Linked DNA regions of Homo sapiens: region 1 is linked to region 2. A link is a loop called in an ENCODE intact Hi-C map of the cell type or tissue named here. Cell type or tissue: natural killer cell. All regions are shown on one strand.

The links. Peaks named below come from ENCODE experiments on the same cell type or tissue, not always from the same donor. Only the 100,000 strongest peaks of a DNase experiment are listed, where the experiment ranks them.
Region 1: it touches region 2 in a loop (4-fold over the local background); 1 of 110 quality-filtered maps calls a loop at or near these places.

Annotation. Positions count from the first base shown.
Region 1 is chr2:12,964,396-12,966,895 of GRCh38, reverse strand. It overlaps LOC100506474 (a long non-coding RNA gene), which reads left to right. Exons shown (of 6, transcript NR_038434.1): 6 at 1-114. Among named protein-coding and RNA genes, the nearest start is that of MIR3125, 230 kb to the right of the region's middle. In natural killer cell, no CTCF peak of the experiment used is centred here; a DNase peak (open chromatin) is centred at 1,275; H3K27ac peaks cover 672 bases.
Region 2 is chr2:11,749,315-11,751,814 of GRCh38, reverse strand. The region is part of intron 1 of LPIN1 (lipin 1); the gene reads right to left. Among named protein-coding and RNA genes, the nearest start is that of LPIN1, 3.9 kb to the right of the region's middle. RefSeq lists a silencer at 1,638-1,697 and enhancers at 2,158-2,207, 2,228-2,487. In natural killer cell, no CTCF peak of the experiment used is centred here; DNase peaks (open chromatin) are centred at 654, 1,194 and 1,824; H3K27ac peaks cover 1,868 bases.

The sequences.
Region 1 (2,500 bases), 1.2 Mb before region 2:
AGTCTTATTTGAGCTTCAAAATTATGAGTCTGTGCTCTCAAGATTTTTTTGAAAATGTACTTAATGTTGCCCCTAAGCTTTTATGAGAAATAATAAAGTTCTTTCCAGATTGAATATCTAATAACTCCATTTCATTTTATGCTTTCTCATGTATGGATGTCTATAACTGGAATGCTATTTGGGCTACTGAGATATTTTCTTAATTCTCTGTTTTGTGTTAGTTCTTTTTGTTTGTTTATTTGACAACCATATTTTTGCACCTGAGATAAATCTGGCATTCTATTCAACTTCAATTTCAAAGAGAATCTGAGAATGTACTGGTAGAACGATATTTGAATACTAATATCTTGGAAATACAGAAATAAGTATCATACATTTTGTTACATTCTGTTTGTGTACAAATAATATAAAAATCAATGAATGAGAATTTCATATTTGAATTGTATATGGATTGATGCAATAACTTGATTTAGACAATACTTTTTATGAAGAAAGGTAAAAACAATAAAAATATAGAATTGCTTATAGTTTTGTAACATATATGGTCTAGATACTGTTTATATAACAACAATCCCAAACTCTCCATGCAATTCAGGCAAAACTTATTTGTCCAGATATTTGGCTTTACTGCAGTAGTAAATTTTCAATTTGATGAAATAGTCATTTACAGAAATGTAGATCAGTTATTTGAATTTGTTTGTTAATTCAGGCAAGATTGTTAATCTGGCAGTACAACTAAATATCTAAAGTGAAGCAGACCATGTTCTAAGAAATTTACACTTCATGTAGGTCAGATCATGTGATATGATAATTGTCTGCAAATATCTGAAGATATATCACCTGGAAAAGGGCCAGAAATATTCTCCTTGGCTGTAAATTTCAGGGATAGAGCTAAAAAAGCTGAAGTCAGAAGCCATCAGATTTTAGGTCCCTGCAAGCAAAAATTATCTAAAGAAATTGTTAAAAGCAGAATTAACTTCCTGTGGAAGTGGTGAGTTCTTTATCACAGGAGGTGTTAAAATAAAATGCAGATGTATCTCCTTCTATGATTTATACAATTTTAGTTTTGGAAGTAGAGATTGAGCTGCCTGAAGAAAAAACAGAATGTATTAATCACTGCTCATTTTCTTCCATGCTGTGTTCTAAATATATAATTAAACTCTTGTGTATTAACAAGCAAAGGGCTTTTCAGAAAAAAAAATTATCTCTGAACACAGAGGAAACCAATTCAACTGTACTCAGAGTAGGAAGGAAACAGACATGATGATCTCATTGTTGTATTTCTAGGAAAGATGAGTCATGCAGTCTGCTCAAATTCAGGGTAGCTGGAGGGAAGATGGACATCAATGATGCTTTCTTCCTTTTTAATAGAGACCAGGGTCTCAAGTTTCTTTTAAAATAAAAAGGAGGAAAGCACTTAGAAATTAGCCTAAATCAAGAAAATTTCAGAAGAATATTCTGGAAAATATAAGTATAAATAAATCTGTTTCAACTTGAAATTAATTGAATTGGGTGTGGGGTGTGCGGGGTGGGGGGCGCGGTGGATGGGAAGGAGGGGTCATAGAAACTATCCGAACTCACAGGATCTCCTGTTTCTAACTCTAGCCAGCCATCATCCCTGAGATCAATTTCAATTTCCCTTTGATTTGCTTGCAAGGACAAAGAACCAGTTCAGAGAAGTGAAGGGCTGGGAGGGAGAGGGAGGGGCCATAGGCAAAGGACACTAAAGCAGAGGCACATGCTTTTTTAGGAATAGCATTTTTTCAGTTGGGTAGTAGAGTATGGAAGCCATGGCTCTCCGGAAGTTTCTTTCTTTCTAAATGTCTCCAAACTACATGCCATGGTTTTATGATTCTATAAACTAGCATTCACTGAAAGTCCACTGTGGACCAGGCACTGTGAAACAGATTTATGGATGTGAAATTGCCAAGCTTCTTAAATGGTATTCAGTTTCTAAATTTTGAGAGAATGCTTTTGTGTTGATAGCCTTGGCCATACCCTTTCTACAAAGTTGGGGTACTTCCTACTACTAAGAGAAAGAAAAGGTAGTAATGTTGACCTTTTATAGATTGCGAGAAGATGTGAAAGTTACATTTTTCTCAATACTCCACTTGATCAAATAACAAGTTGAAAATATATTTTAGATTCTGCTTGCTATATTTGCTTGCCAAATTATCAGTCTTATGATAAAGAGTTAAAATCGGGGGTAAAAATTTAACAATATTTAAAGACAGTATCCATATAACTTTCCACTGAAGTCTTAGTAAATATTAAGTAGATTAATAAATTCCTGGGGTTTTTAAAAGGATTGTAATGTAGGTCAATACTTTTTTCTTGAGTTAGTAAACTCAAACCTAGCAAGGACAATGACTTGTTCAAGGTTCCACCTAATTAATACTTGGACAATTGGGTAAAATGTAGAAGTTATAGATATAGTAATATGTGCAAGGTATCTTAATTACATTATCGTACCCACTTGTAAAATTAGTTTTATTTTTAT
Region 2 (2,500 bases):
AGTGGCGCAATCTCGGCTCACTGCAAGCTCCGCCTCCCAGGTTCACGCCAATCTCCTGCCTCAGCCTCCCGAGTAGCTGGGACTACAGGCGCCTGCCACCAGCCTGGCTAATTTTTTTGTATTTTTAGTAGAGACGGGGTTTCACCATGTTAGCCAGGATGGTCTTGATCTCCTGACCTCGTAATCCACCCATCTCGGCCTCCGAAAGTGCTGGGATTACAGGCGTGAGCCACCGCGCCCAGCTGGACCCATTTTTAAAAAATTACATTTGTACATATTTTGATATGCATAAAAAAATTCTGGAATGAGATACATACAAAACAAGATTCACAAGATTCACCCCTGGGGACCAGCCTGGGAAAAGGAGGAAGAGATCTTCACTTTTTATCATAAATACTTCCCATAGTGTTGCTTTCTAGCTTGTGTTTTTTATGTCTGCATGTATTTCATGTCAATTATTAGTAACCTCAGAGAACTGGGAGTGAAGGATGGAAAACTCTGGTCCACTCAGTCTCAGGGTCTCCATCACTGAAACCACTGAGACAGGACAGGGTGCTGGACAGGGGTACTCCTGCTTTGGAGGGAAGGTCAGATGAGTGATCACTCAGCTCCTCCAGCGCTGACACTTTGCAACCCTCAGATACCACAACCCCAGGTGACGCTTGTTCTCACGTTCCTGCCAAGAAATACAAATGGCCTGGATAAAGGTGGGTGTAGACATCTAAATATGGTATGACAACTATGCTGAGCAAAACAGCCCAAGGCTTTGACTCCGATCCTTTGGCTCTTAATTATTTAGCTCACTGATTAAGGACAGGACGTTCTTTTCCTTCAAAGACCCAATGGCACATTCTCTCTACGCACTTTCAAGAGCCCTCTGTCCAAATTCGTGTCTTGGTCAAAAAGAATGCTCTGCCCTTATAACTTTATTTCTGTATTACCCCCCACCCCTACCACACCCCAGCAATTGGGAGGTGGGCATATATCACCTGGGTGTTCCAGGGCACTATTAGGAGACAATATAGCTCAGCAGGTAAGAGCGCAGGCTCTGGAGGTATTCAAATCCTGCCTCCACCTTCCACTAACTCTGTGATCAAAGACAGGTTACTAAGCTCTCTGCACTGCAGTTTCGCATCTATTTTATAAAAAGGGATGACATCAGCACAGCCACCTCATAGGACTGTTGTGAGGCAGTAAATGTAAAGTACTTTTCAAAGCACATGCACCAAATAAAAACCACGTGCTAATTCTGTGACCACAAACTGGTTCCAGACAAAATCCGGTCTTTGAATAACGTCTCTTGCCAGAGGGGACTTTGTATATATCACCTATTTAAATAGTACCTTCCCAAAAAGACAGAGGCAAAGAATATTACTAGTTAAAATGAATACAGAACTATTTGAAGGCTATGCCTACATTCCACATTCTCATTTGCCCAAAATCTGAGCCCAAAGAGGCCACCCCGAGACTGGTGGCATTCTGGCATTGCACAGAGTCCAATGGTGGGACATTGTTTTGCCAGAACAGTTGTCTGGGCGCCTGTCTTGTCTGGTGCCCATTATCCTAAAACCCTTGTTGCTTGTCTCCTGTCTTGTAAACTGAAGACCTACAGCCTAGTGAGATCCATGAACGCGGAGGACGACTTCATCAAAAAGTGAGTGTGTGTGGCTAGGGGACAGAGGGCAAGGGGAGAGGTGCGAGGGCTTCCAGGGAGCGAGGCCGGGGAGGGGAGGGGGGCACAAGTGCGTGCCAGCAGGCAAATGGGGGTGTTGGTTGTGTCTCCCATGCAGGGTCTGTGGTCAACTTTGTGAGCCAATGCAAATCAGCTCACACTCAGGAACAAACAGGCCTCCTTACAGAGCAAAGTGCCTGTTCTAACAGCCTATGGCTATTTCTGGAAAGCCCCAGCATTCAGCATCAGCCGAAAATTTTAAGTTGTTGCAAGAATCACAACATTTGGTCAGTGGGTTGAAAAATCCACTGTAACCATGACCCTGTAGCCATGACCACCGGTGTGAAAATGCTTCTGGCTTCTCTCCTGATGGAGCCCAGTCCATCTGGTTCCTCCCAACCTCTCAGCTGGGAGTGGGAGCGGCACAACGCGCCCTGCATCCCTCAGTGTGCAGAACAGCCTGTGGGCCAGACACTGCTGAGGTTTTAAGACTCCTGGGCCACATACCTCATTGTGAAAAGTGTCAGCCTGGGTCTGGGTCAGCCCAGACCCAGAGCTTTCTACAGGCAGAAACTCACTACTCAACATATCCCTGGCTGCACAGACCCCACCCCAACCCCAGCTGCTAAGGGCTTGTTGGGGTGAATTACAGGTAGGGAGACAGACAGGGGAAAGCTGTGGAAAGAGGAAGAGGAAGGGAACCCACAGGAAGGGAGGTCAGGGCACTTGCTTCGGACCCCAGCAGCCCCAGGGCCCAGTGTGGCCTCCTAGGGGGCACAGATTCCCTTCAGGCGCTGGTGCATCCTCTGATCAAGGAGCAGGGCCAGT